Regions from separate parts of the Homo sapiens genome. Here all the other regions are linked to region 3. A link is a contact called in ENCODE Hi-C or POLR2A ChIA-PET data. All regions are on one chromosome and are shown on one strand. Each heading gives the region's core, a stretch centred on a gene start or an enhancer-like site at or near the end of the contact. The rest is flanking DNA. Distances are from core to core; before and after follow the strand shown.

The links. A loop is a pair of places that touch in the nucleus more often than their neighbours do. ChIA-PET counts read pairs that join two places held with the same protein, here RNA polymerase II (POLR2A). Pooled maps may share reads with other maps.
Region 1: a loop to region 3 is called in a pooled map, with 3 times the contacts of the local background. The contact joins the promoter of CTLA4 here to the promoter of ICA1L in region 3. A Hi-C loop is called at or near these places in 4 of 50 pooled maps.
Region 2: a loop to region 3 is called in a map of MCF 10A, with 31 times the contacts of the local background. The contact joins the enhancer-like site here to the promoter of ICA1L in region 3. A Hi-C loop is called at or near these places in 3 of 168 maps with a recorded cell type or tissue (MCF 10A, endothelial cell of umbilical vein and naive thymus-derived CD4-positive, alpha-beta T cell), 1 of 37 single-sample maps with no recorded cell type and 12 of 50 pooled maps. POLR2A ChIA-PET finds 5 or more read pairs at or near these places in 2 of 52 experiments (OCI-LY7 and endothelial cell of umbilical vein).
Region 4: a map of mammary epithelial cell shows a loop between it and region 3 (12-fold over the local background). The contact joins the enhancer-like site here to the promoter of ICA1L in region 3. A Hi-C loop is called at or near these places in 3 of 168 maps with a recorded cell type or tissue (chondrocyte, heart left ventricle and mammary epithelial cell) and 7 of 50 pooled maps.

Annotation. Positions count from the first base shown.
Region 1 is chr2:203,866,478-203,869,807 of GRCh38, forward strand. It overlaps CTLA4 (cytotoxic T-lymphocyte associated protein 4), which reads left to right and starts at 1,294. Exons shown (of 4, transcript NM_005214.5): 1 at 1,294-1,574. The coding sequence starts at 1,466.
Region 2 is chr2:203,813,679-203,816,763 of GRCh38, forward strand. No RefSeq gene overlaps it. Among named protein-coding and RNA genes, the nearest start is that of CTLA4, 53 kb to the right of the region's middle. Within about 2 kb of position 1,718, at least 7 of the 41 ENCODE cell types and tissues checked have a DNase peak (open chromatin) inside an H3K27ac peak, as active enhancers do.
Region 3 is chr2:202,870,030-202,873,299 of GRCh38, forward strand. It overlaps ICA1L (islet cell autoantigen 1 like), which reads right to left and starts at 1,737. Exons shown (of 13, transcript NM_001288622.3): 1 at 1,590-1,737. RefSeq lists silencers at 1,280-1,769, 1,810-1,859, 1,920-2,049.
Region 4 is chr2:202,280,045-202,283,500 of GRCh38, forward strand. NOP58 (NOP58 ribonucleoprotein) reads left to right here. Exons shown (of 15, transcript NM_015934.5): 4 at 2,307-2,428. Among named protein-coding and RNA genes, the nearest start is that of SNORD70B, 3.7 kb to the left of the region's middle. Within about 2 kb of position 1,472, at least 3 of the 41 ENCODE cell types and tissues checked have a DNase peak (open chromatin) inside an H3K27ac peak, as active enhancers do.

The DNA.
Region 1 (3,330 bases), core at 44-2,543, 1.0 Mb after region 3:
ATGTACCCTAAAACTTAAAGTATAATAATAATAAAATTTTAAAAAAAAAAAGAAGAGGCTTCCTGGAGGAGATGACAGCTGAGCTAAGTCCTGGAGGATGAGAAGGAGTATAAAATAAGATAATAGGAGAAAAAAGGCAGTAGGAACAGCATGGGTAAAGGTGATGAGGCCTGAAAGAGGCACGTGGAAGGAAAGACAAATGCAGGAAGGGGGAATGGGAGGGAATGCTGGGGTACAGGCCAAAGAGGGAGGCATTTGGTGAGTATTCTGCAGAGTCTCCTCTGCTGTGCTGAGGTGTGGACAATGGGAAACCATGGACGGACTGGAGTAGGCAAATGTCATATTCCCTGTTACAACTGTCTGTTTGCATGTCAGCCTTCTAGAAGCCCCTTAAGGTATCAACTATGTTTTTGTTTTGTCATCATTCAATCCTAAGTGCACAGAATTCCGGGCATATTACAGGTTCCCCATGAATGTTTCTTTCTTTATTAAAATGTATGAAAACTCTCCAGATTTAAGGAAGGTCCTCAATGTTTCAAATTCTTTTTGTTAGATCATTGGTCCTGTCTACAGCTGTCACAAATTTAAGGACTCTGGTTATATTTAATCTTCACTTTTGAATTTTCTGCTTGAAAAATTTGTATTAGAAAAAAAAGTCTATCCTTTTATGGACGGCTCTAATCTCTTGAATCATTTGGGTTGGCTTTTCTTTGGACCTTCTTCAACTCTGTTTTGTCTCTGTTGAGTTAAGGCTTTTAAGAACACCTGAATTCTTTCCTTCTGCAAAACCAGAGGCAGCTTCTTTTCCGCCTATTTTCAGTTTATTTCTTGTGATTTTAGTTTTTTTCTCTTAACCAAATGCTAAATGGATTTAGGAGAAATAAACTTATTTGTAAAGCTGTCAAGGGACCATTAGAAGGATGGTGCTTCACAGATAGAATACAGTTTTTATTAATGATGCCTAGACAAATCCTGCCATTAGCCCAAGGGCTCAGAAAGTTAGCAGCCTAGTAGTTTTGGAGTTGTCAATGAAATGAATTGGACTGGATGGTTAAGGATGCCCAGAAGATTGAATAAAATTGGGATTTAGGAGGACCCTTGTACTCCAGGAAATTCTCCAAGTCTCCACTTAGTTATCCAGATCCTCAAAGTGAACATGAAGCTTCAGTTTCAAATTGAATACATTTTCCATCCATGGATTGGCTTGTTTTGTTCAGTTGAGTGCTTGAGGTTGTCTTTTCGACGTAACAGCTAAACCCACGGCTTCCTTTCTCGTAAAACCAAAACAAAAAGGCTTTCTATTCAAGTGCCTTCTGTGTGTGCACATGTGTAATACATATCTGGGATCAAAGCTATCTATATAAAGTCCTTGATTCTGTGTGGGTTCAAACACATTTCAAAGCTTCAGGATCCTGAAAGGTTTTGCTCTACTTCCTGAAGACCTGAACACCGCTCCCATAAAGCCATGGCTTGCCTTGGATTTCAGCGGCACAAGGCTCAGCTGAACCTGGCTACCAGGACCTGGCCCTGCACTCTCCTGTTTTTTCTTCTCTTCATCCCTGTCTTCTGCAAAGGTGAGTGAGACTTTTGGAGCATGAAGATGGAGGAGGTGTTTCTCCTACCTGGGTTTCATTTGTTTCAGCAGTCAAAGGCAGTGATTTATAGCAAAGCCAGAAGTTAAAGGTAAAACTCCAATCTGGCTTGGCTGGCTCTGTATTCCAGGGCCAGCAGGGAGCAGTTGGGCGGCAGCAAATAAGGCAAAGAGATAGCTCAGAACAGAGCGCCAGGTATTTAGTAGGGGCTTCATGAATGCATGTGAGTTGGTTTAGTAGAGAGACACAGGCAATTTCAGACCCTTCTATGAGACTGGAAGTGATTTAAGAGGGAAAGGATAGCCATAGTCCTGAATACATTTGAGCTGGGTTTCAGGATGAGCTCACAAGTTCCTTTAAAAAAAATTGACTTAAGCAAATCCTGGGAAGAGTTTTTTTGCTATACAATTCAAGGTTTTAAGGTCCTCGGATTCATATACTTTATAAATGAATTAGCCAGCTTGTTTAAAATGTAGGGAAATTGTGGGAAGAATGCCTTCTTTACTTAATTCAAGGTTTTAAGGTTCTCTTAATCAATTCTACTAGCTAATTAGCCAATTATTTAAAAATAAAAGTTTGAAATTGCCAAAAAAAAAAGACAAGGAAAAGGAAAGAAAGAAAGCCACCAGTCTGTTTGGCATACAATACTTAATTGTTGCCTGACCTACGTGTGGGTTTCAGATGCAGATCCTCAGTTTTCAGCTCTTCAGAGACTGACACCAGGTTTGTTACACGGCTTAAAATGATGAGTATATCCATTGAATCTCAACCTTATCTCTCTCTAGACCTTCTTGGTTAAGAAACCATGTAGTTTGTATGAAGTAGGTACTCAAAAGATATTTGATGATTTAATTTTTACTGGAGAAGAAATATTCATATATGTTTTCTTATTTTTACATGTTTTAAATATGTAAAGATTAAATAAACACTCTTAGAAGTATTTAAATTTCCTAAAGTAAATTTATCTCAACCAGTAACAGGACCCTCCCAATACTGGAAAGTTGAGTGTGACCGCATTTAGTGGTGATGAGTGTGAGCTTGCTTGGGGAGAGGGCAGGACATTTAGGATTTCTTAAGCTTAGAGTCAATACAATAAAGATTATTGAGTGCTCACTTGGGTGGGCTATAATCACTGCTCACAGGAGTTCATGAACCACAAGTAAAAGAGTGAGGAGATATGATTAGCTCACAAATAACTTTAATACAGAGCAGAAAGTAATGAACTACTGCAATGGAGTTATCACAGTGCTAAGGATGCTCAGAGGGCATCTCTGATAGGCAGAGGTGAGGGTTAGGGAAGGAAGCTGTAGTCTAGCTAGCTAGAGCTGCTGGAATAGACATGACAATGGCTGCTGCCAAACTGTTTTCTCTTCTGAGGACAGATGTCCCGTGCAAGTGGCTTGGTGGAAGGGACTAGTGTCTCTAATATAGGGTGATTTATAAGCAGGAAAGTGTGTCCTAGAAATTCAGACCAGAGTGATAGATTGGAATTGGATCATGGGGGACTCATTGAATGTTATTTATTGTATTTGTTTTTGCGATCAGTGTTAGTAAAGTGTCAAAGGGATTGAGCAGATGAGTGACATCATGCAACACAAGTTTTGAGTTTCACTTGTCAGACTGACTGGAGAGGGGCCTGGTTAGTTACAGGAAGGTAATTTGGCATGCAGCCACTATTTTTGAGTTGATGCAAGCCTCTCTGTATGGAGAGCTGGTCTCCTTTATCCTGTGGGAAAAG
Region 2 (3,085 bases), core at 468-2,967, 940 kb after region 3:
CTCTGCCCTTAGGAAGGCTCACCAAGTGCTTGTGGGCAGTCTTATTGGGCCTGTAGTCGATTTCTTTGATCAGTCTGGACTTGTAAAGACCACACCATGAGGTTCCAGACAGTAGCTATTTCCATTCCCATGCTCACCCTCAAACCAACCTGTCACAAATTCAACAGGGAGAGAGAAGATGAACTTTGTTCATTTTGGGCCCCTGTGATAGTTCAAAGTGAGACTTATCATAGTGGTTAAGAACATGGCAGACAGAGCCAGGTGGCTTGAGCTCAAATCCCAACTCTACTGTTTTCTGTGTGACCTTCATTGAAATTATTAAACTTCTCTGTGCTCAGCTTCCTCATCTGTAAATTGGGGATTAATAACAATGCTTTTGCTTAGTTCATATGGTTGTTGTGAGGATTACCTGAATTAACATGTAGAAGCAAGTACTTTAGGAAGGTACCTGCACCCTGGAAGTGCTCTGTAATGGGGGGGTCAAGGTAGTAGTGTTGACATTTTGATTATACCTAAGAAATGGAAATTCTCTCTCTTTCTCTCTCTCTTTTTTTTCTTCTTTGAGACAGAGTCTCACTCTGTCACCCAGACTAGAGTGTAGTGGCACAATCTCAGCTCACTGCAACTTCCGCCTCTTGGGTTCAATCGATTCTCCTGCCTCAGCCTCCCCAGTAGCTGGGACTACAGGCGCGTGCCACTACACCTGAATAAAATTATCTTAACAATAATAGTTAATAGCAAAGTGACCATGGATCACCACGGAAACTTTGGAAATTAGAAAAAAAGAAAAAAAAAGGAACCAATTTAGGAGGACACACATGAATACATGGGGAAGCACAGCTGGATGGGTTGAAAATTCATTGGACCATTTTGGCCCAATGTCACAGGCTAGAAAATGCTAGCCACTTGGCATCTAAATTTGTTTCACTTCTGAATTGAGTGCATGGCACCATTGTGAGGATTCATTAAAGCAAAGATCAGGCTTGATAAACTCTTATCACTAAACAAATATAATCAAGACTTAGAGCTATAAACTGAAGTAAACCCTGCAGCTCTGATAGTCACTGCCCAGACTGATTTGGTGTTTGTGGCCAGGTCTTGGCACTAAAACTGAGGGAGACTGTGGAAAACATGGAGGGAGTTCAGAGGCCAAGGACAGACATGAGGAAGAGTTGGAATTCTTATTTATTTATTTAGAGATAGGGTCTCGCTTTGTGGCCCAGACTGGAGTGCAATAGTGTGATCATAGCTCACTGCAGCTTCAACCTCTTGGGCTCAAACAAGCCTCCTGCCTTAGCCTCCTGAGTAGCTGGGACCACAGGTGTGTGCCACCATGCCCAGCTAATTTTTTTATTTTTATTTTTTGTAGAGATGGGGTCTTACTACGTTGACCAGGCTGGACTTGAACTCTTGCTCTCAAGTGAATTGCTTGCCTTGGACTCCCAAAGTACTGGGATGACAGGCATAAGCCACGGTGCCTACCTAGTTGGGATTCTAATGTAGTGCATGTGTACCAGATGTCGCTCACTGAAGATGGGACTGGGATGATTGCACCAGGATGTGAGGAATTGGGCTAATTTTCATATAGCATGGAATTTAAAATGCCAGAAAGTGTTTTTGAAAATGGTGAAATCTGAGTCCTCCTCTATGATTATCCAACTGTAATAGGGAAGTGGAAGCTACACTACCAGTACGGCGGTTGTTGCAAAGATGGATGGACGCGAAGCTCCCGCCGTGAGCTGTTTAGACCTGATTCTGTGAGGTCTGGAACTAGGTATTTACTTAGCAGTCACCTTCTGCCATCTATGGGTTTATATGTTTCATTGCAGTTACAGGGGAGTAGGCTGTGATACCATCAGACACAAAGCTGATGTTTTTGTTAAACTAGTCACACCTCCTCCTTTTTGTCCACAAAAGCCATTTTTCATTTTTTCAGTATGTTTGTTTTCGTTTTTGGTAGATAAAACACTTTTTGTGATGATAAATAATTATTTCTTTGGAACAAGGGGGGAAATTTGTATTGAGACATGCATGAGGAAGGACCTGGGTGCCTGGATTCCATTTGTTAAAGTGTTTTTAATAGCCAGGAAATTCTTCCCTCTGCATTAAAAGACGAAGCCATCATTTTGAAATATCCTGTGAGGCTTGCATTTTCCCTCAGGTTACAGGAAAAGGGGACCAGGAATTGCAGTGATTTCTGCTTTCTATTGTTCTAATGCTTTATTTTTAGCATCAACTAGGGTAGGGAAAGCCACTGATTGTGACAAAGGAAACCGGGAAGTGCTGTGAAGGGCAGGACAGATAGGTGGGCAGTAGACATAGGAAATCAGGGAGGACTTTTTAGAGGGAATGAGGTGGGCTCTGGGTTTGAAAAGAAATGAAAGTCACAGGAAGAGGGGATACGCTGCTGGAAAGGACCACCTAGGTGCTCCTTATGTTCTGTGTCTGCAGTTCAAGAGAGTTTCATGCAGAAAGAGGACACAGTTTCCCACAAGGCTGCCTCATAGCTAGCTTCTTTCCTTTGAATCTCCATGTCTATTTCACCTGCCTGTTTCCATGCTAAGCTCCCTCTCCTTCTCTCTGGTTCAACCACACGAGTCTCTTTCGGTTTCTGGAAAGCACTGTGGTCTCCATCACTAGGGGCATTTGCATCTATTGCCTGCTCCGCTAGAAACTCTCTGTGCCCTGGGAACTCCTCTCCATTCCTTATATCTCAGCTTAAAACTCACTTCCTCAAAGAGGCGTTGCCCATTCCCTTGGATTGGCTCTACGTGCCATGCATCATATTCATACTTTTCAGGAGCTCAGATTCCGTGTCCAACATCAGCCTTCTTTCTATTGCAAGTACGGCACTGTGCCTGCATCCCCCTTATCCAGGAAGAGGCACCCATTGGAGGAGTCAAGAGGGGAAAACAGTAACAAAACTGTACCTATTCCATTATTAAGTTTTCTGTGGAGGTTTATTTTAGAAGCTAGGCTAAAGGTGACCAAATGTGCCAACTCACCAACTCATGGTAGAGTTGAGGGATAGAATACTGTGGGTGTCATTTTCCCAGTACAGCAATGGACTTGGCCCCTGTTTTCT
Region 3 (3,270 bases), core at 487-2,986:
TGTTAAAGAATATAAAAAGAATAAAATTTTAAAGGAAGCGCAGTGAGTACTGAAAAAGCTAAAGTATAAAAGTACAGAAAAAATGTAAATATAGAATCACACAATGAAATCACCAAGTTTGGCAGTATAGTAGAACAAGACAGTATATTATCTATTTTGTATCTAATATTTTGATATCTGGTCCTAGTTCCATAACTGGTATAAACTTTGTTTTATATTTTTATGATATTTATAATAAAAATATGGCATCCTACTTTTTCCACCAGTTCTCATATTTGCAATTTTTCCTCTTTGGACTGGCTGATCTCTGAGCACCCTTCTAACTCTAAAATTAAACTGGTAATTAGAACACTGCCTTCCACATAGCTGTTTCAACGACTAGATAAACAATCATTTTGAACTATTAAATAAAGAGATTTCAAAGAATACTGGGTATGATAGGCACAGATAACAAATACTAAACGATTTAAAATTTTGGTCACATAAAAATACATACATACCATTCGGAGATGTTTACTCGGCCAGTAAATGTATAATTAACTCCTACTAAAGGATGAGGCACCTGTGGCTATTCCATAAATACTGATGTGAAGATGATTAAAGTAATATCGTCTTACAGTACGTCGCCTGAGTCAGAACCAAATAAATCAATACATAAATACTTTTGGGAAAAATCAAAACCATGGAAAAATGTTACCTTCCCAACAATCTATTTTACAGAGACCCATAGTTTATAACAGCTTTTATGCTGTGTGCATCAAGATCATCTATTACACGAAAAATGATTCCACCCCCTCTACTGGCAACGCCCCAGCATCGCGGGTGAGCTGCCAGGATGGACTCCCCGCTTTCCCCTCTCCGTCTTCCTTAGAGCATCAGGTATCTGACCACTGACATCACCTGGGCACCTGACCAGCTGACGCGCGTTTCCAGGAGCCATATCTGTGCCGTGGGGTCGGGTTGCCGGCCTAAGGAGCAGGATCTGTGCGCGGAGCCCCTCGCGGGCCCGTGCATTCTGCAGTTCAGCTCAAACTGCACATTTACTATGTTTTGTTTTTATCCATCGGTTGCCAATTAGTTTCTAAGGAAGACATTCCCATTACAAAATAATAGCGAAATAAAAATAAGCACCACGTTAAAAAGAGGTCAGCAGGGAAGCACCTGAAGGCTGTTCGGGTGATCCGCCGCCGCCTCTATTAGGAGCGACCTCCACCGCCGAGGGAAATCACCCAAACGAGCCCCAGGCTGCCGCGCTCCTTCACTACAGCGAGCGTGGCCGGGAGGCGCCCTTCCGCCGCAGGGGACCCAGCCACGCCAGAAACCGCTCCTTGCGGGTTTTGCCTGGGGGGAGGCCGGAAGAACCCCGAGCAGGGCCTCGCCTGGAAGAAGGCCGCAGGCAGCGGCCGGGGTCCCCCAGAGAACCGAGGAGGCCAGCAAGGCCCCGAGAAGCCGCGCGCGCGCGCGTGTGGCCGGAGCCTCCCGCCGCGCCCCCGCCTCCCGGCGTCGCCATGGGAACCCGGGATTTGGTCTCCGGGCCTGACCGCCGCCTGAGGGGGAATAGGGGCGGACAGGAGGCAGCAGAAGCTTACCGGCGCCGCTCTTCCGCCTCCTCGGGTCGCGTTCGGCCGTACGGTGATCCGTCCCGGCACCCGTTCCGGCCACCGCCCGCGAGCCCCGCGCCGACTCCCGGCCCTCCGGCAGCCAGTGCCCCTCCGCACCAGTGCGTGGAGGTGTCAGGCTCCCGCTGCGGGAGGCGGGAGATTTAAACCGCGCGACCTGGCGTCCGCGTTCGCCCCCCTCGGGCGCCGGCCTGACCCCGCCACCGGCCCGACTCGGGATCGGAGCATCTCTCGGTCTGCTCTTGAATGAACTCGGGGACCCTCTCTATTCCTCCTTTCCCGATTTCCTCTTTACTTAATAAAGTGAAATGACAAACACCAAACCGGTCAGAACATTACGAGGAGCTGAGTGTGAGCTCTCTGAGGCGTGGGGAAGTGGAAGGCATTGGCCCGGGGCCCTCCCGGCTCCCTCCGAGCACCCCCACCCCCGGACCTGCCGGGCCTTCTGGGGCGGCCCCTTAGCACCAGTGCTCCTTAGGCGGAAAGCGTTCGCCCGCTGTATTTAACTCCCGTGTTAAAGGTTTAAAGAGGTCTAAGTTAACAACCGTTCATAACCAATCTCAAATGCACATATCCATATCCATAATGTTTATGATGAATCTTCAAGAGTAAAAGGTAAAACCGGATCCTGAAAGTCTCAGGAAAAAAACAAAAAGGAAGGCAAAACTATTTACTACTAGTAGGAGATAATTTAATAAATTCAAACTTCATTCTTTTTAAAGGTGACTCCAAAACTTAAAAGAACTTTCCTAAAACAGCAGAATACGAATTATTAATTACAACTGCGACACATAGGCTAGCAAAGAATTAAAAGGTTAACACTCGAGGTGATAATTAAAATCTGTATGATGACAAAGATGGGGTGAGTCTAGAATTTATTTTATTTTATTTTATTTGAGACGGAGTCTCGCTCTGTCGCCCAGGCCGGAGTACAGTGGCGCGATCTCGGCTCACTGCAAGCTCCGCCTCCCGGGTTCACGCCATTCTCCTGCCTCAGCCTCCCGAATAGCTGGGACTACAGGCGCCTGCCACCACGCCTGGCTAAGTTTTTTGTATTTTTAGTAGAGTCGGGGTTTCACCGTGTTAGCCAGGATGGTCTCGATCTCCTGACCTCGTGATCCGCCCGCCTCGGCCTCCCAAAGTGCTGAGATTACAGGCATGAGCCACCGCGCCCGGCCGAGGTTCTGGAATATTAACAGTACAAAATACTCACCTTAACCTGGAAATTATACTTTTAGAATAGGAAAAGTGGCAAGCTACAGAGGGTTAATTTGGACTGAAAACATTAAATGTCTTTAGACTTTTACCCTGAGATATTTGGATTTCAAGGAATAGGCAAATACCTGAGATTATGTGCAAAATTTTGTTTGTTTTTTTGAGGAGTCTACAGCTTTCCTCAGAAGGGTAAAAATTAGCGTTTGGCAAACATGAGTGATTGACCTATTTCCTTGGGATGGCTTTCCTGAATCTTACCAAATGAGGCATTTCTCCTAAGGGGCATACTGCTCTCTGGCTGTAACGATCTACCTGCCTGTCTTCCCCATTAGGTGCCGAGCTGCTTCAAAGCTGCTCCTCCCTTACGCATTTCTGCAGCCTTAGCACCTAGCACAGTGCCTAATACAAACTAGGTCCTGAATGAATGTTGAATCCA
Region 4 (3,456 bases), core at 222-2,721, 590 kb before region 3:
GTTTTCACCAGAAAGTTAAATGAACATCAGCTAATTAAGAAAGCAGAATCCTTCCCCTGGGAATTCAGTTCTCACTGCCTATTATAAGGCAGTTTTGACATGACAGAACCACAACTAAATGGCTGTAAATGTCACAGTGTACATTTTAAACCTCATAGCCTTAGAGTTTGATGAGACCAGGCACAGTGACTAACACCTGTAATCCCAACACTTTGAGGGGCTAAGATGGGCAGGAATTTAAGATCAGCCTGGGCAATATAGCAAGACCCCCTCTCAAAAAAGATTTTTTTTTTTTTGGAGATGGAGTTTCATTTTGTCACCCAGGCTGGAGTGCAGTGGCATGATCTCGGCTCACTGCAGTCTCCACCTCCTGAGTTCAAGTAATTCTCCCAGGAGGCTGGGTTCAGCCTCCAAAGTAGCTGAGATTACAGGTGATACCACCATGTCCAGCTAATTTTTGTATTTTTTAGTAGAGACGGGGTTTTGCCTGTTGGCCAGGCTGCTCTGGAACTCCTGACCTCAGGTGATCCACCCGCCTTGGCCTCCCAAAGTGCTGGGATTACAAGCATGAGCCACCGTGCCTGGCCATCATTTTTTTTTTTTAAATAAAGAAATAGGGTCTGTTGGGGTGTGATGTTGAATTTGTATTGGTCTCAGACATTCATATATGCTATTTGCATGAAGTGGTTTATTTTTATTCTTGATTGTGTTTTCAACTTGCAAGTCTTTTTTTTTTTTTTTTTGATACTGATCTTCGGCTGGAGTACAGGGGCGCGATCCCAGCTCACTGTAGTCTCTGCCTCCTGAGTAGCTGGGATTACAGGCTCATGCCACCACGCTCACCTAATTTTTGTATTTTTAGCAGAGATGGGGTTTCACCATGTTGCCTAGGATGGTCGCATCTCCTGACCTCGTGACCCGCTCACCTCAGCCTCCTGAAGTGCTGGGATTATCCATTTGATCATAATTCGAATGGATATACGATCAGGAGGGAAGAGCAAGACCTGACTTATTAAGCACAAACTGCCTGACCTTGGAAATTGTTGATAGACCTTCATTCCTGCCAAGCATTTTTCTTTTCTTTTTCTTTTTCTTTTTTTTTTTTTAGATGGAGTTTTGCTCTTGTCACTTAGGCTGGAGTGCAATGTCACGGTATCACTTTAACCTCCACCTCTGGGTTCAAGCGATTCTCCTACCTCAGCCTCCCGAGTAGCTAGGATTACAGGCGTGAGCCACCAGGGCCAGCTAATTTTTGTATTTTTAGTAGAGTGTTTCGTCATGTTAGCCAGGCTGGTCTCTCGAACTCCTGACCTTAGGTGATCTGCCAGCCTCAGCCTCCCAAAGTGCTGGGATTACAGACTTGAGCCACCACGCGCAGCCCAAGCATACTTTTTATGTTTTTTGTTTTTGTTTTGTTGAGACAGGGTCTGTCACCAGGCTGCTGGAGTACAGCGGCATGATCATGACTCACTGCAGCCTTGAACTCCCTGGGCTCAGGTGATTGTCCCAGCTCAGCCTCCCCAGTAGCTGGACTACAGGCACATGCCACCACACCCAGCTAATTTTTGTATTTTTAGTAGAGACAGGGTTTCGCCGTGTTGGCCAGGCTGGTGGTACACACCACCATGCCTGGGTAACCCAAGCATACTTTTACCTCAGTCAAATGTCAGATAAATTTCAGAAGAGGTATTAGTTCGTGTGGGTCCAGAAAAAGGGAATATAGGTCTAAGGAAGGGTGAGAAATATAAAGCAGCTGATTTAGAACTTGCCAGAAATACCAGCGGTCTCAAAATAGAATAGGCAGCCTTTGCTACTAAGTTTTACATTGCTGGAGGTGTACAAGTGGAGATACAAGCAAAGCTAAGGCCTTCACTCAAACATGTTTATATTATGGCAGAACTTTGAAAATGATTACACTCATTTTTACTAGTTTTGATGTGATTTTAGGATATTTCAGGACAGTCTATTTGAAATGACAAAGGAAAGTGAGTCTGTTTTGTCTTCCCAAAAAGATTGTTTCTAAGATTTCATGATTCTCCCTTGAGTTCATGAGAAGATTCTTGTGAGAAGGAAAGAAACCCTGGACCTGATTTTACCCCTGGCTCTGTAGCAAAAATGAGGGTGGGAAGATCAAATGAAATTGTGAAACATGTAACTTATAAAACATATATCATTTCATTTCAGAAGTAACATTAAATTCAAGCCCTTTGAAAGGCCTATTTTATTTTTTTAAGTGTCAACTAGGGCAAGGTCTCAAAGTTAAAAATTTGAGAGTTAATGCTTTTGTTTTTCTTTTTCTTGAAAAGCATTCACAGCTCTGATGGAGGGCAAAATCAATAAGCAGCTGAAAAAAGTTCTGAAGAAAATAGTAAAAGAAGCCCATGAACCGCTGGCAGTAGCTGATGCTAAACTAGGAGGGGTCATAAAGGTAAAGTCACGATATTTTTGGTCATGCCTGCTAGTCAGATCTCACAGCATACCAACTACAAAGCCTAGCCTTTGCAATAAGTTGCTTATCATAAATTCTCAATACATTTTTTTCTTTTCTCTAAGCTACATGATAATGGATTTCCCCTAACATCAGCTGAACTGAGCAAATAAGTAATACCTATTTGTTCTAGAAGATATAGAAGAACAAAAAATGATAAAAATTGACTTTAACAAATCTGCTACCCATATATAATGTTAATGTTCTATGTATATCATGCCATATTTTTGTCTAGCCACATTTTTTTCCAACGAAAATGGGGTCCTTATATTTTTTAGAAATATATTTATTAGAAAACTTTTAGTAGGGGTGTATTGCTGGAGATGAAATAAAATGTGAGAGTGGAAAGAAAGACTAGGAAAATAGCCTCCCAAATACAGAAAGCAGAACAATTCGGGCGGGGCGCGGTGGCTCACACCTATAATAATCCCAGCATTTTGGGAGGCCAAGGTAGGAGTATCACGAGGTCAGCAGATCGAGACCATCCTGGCTAACACAGTGAAACCCTGTCTCTACTGAAAATACAGAAAATTAACCGGGTGTGGTGGCAGGCGCCTGTAGTCCCAGCTAATTGGGAGTGCAGTGGCGCAGTCTCACAGCTCACTGCAGACTTGACCTCCTGTTCTCAAGCAATCCTCCCTCTTCAGTAGCTGGGACTACAGGCACATGCCACCATGCTGGCTAATTATTTTATTTTATTTTATTTCATTTATTTGAGACAGAGTCTCACTCTGTTGCCCTGGCTAGAGTGCAGTGGCATGATCTCGGCTCACTGCAACCTCTGCCTCCCGGGTTCAAGGGATTCCCCTGCCTTAGCCTTCCAAGTAGCTGGGATTACAGACGCCCGCCAACACGCCCTGGCCTCCCAAAGTGCTAGGATTACAGGCATGTGCCACCACGCCCAACCTGTAATTTTTTTTTTTTTTTAAGACGGAGTCTCACTCTGTCGCTAGGCTGAAGTGCATTGG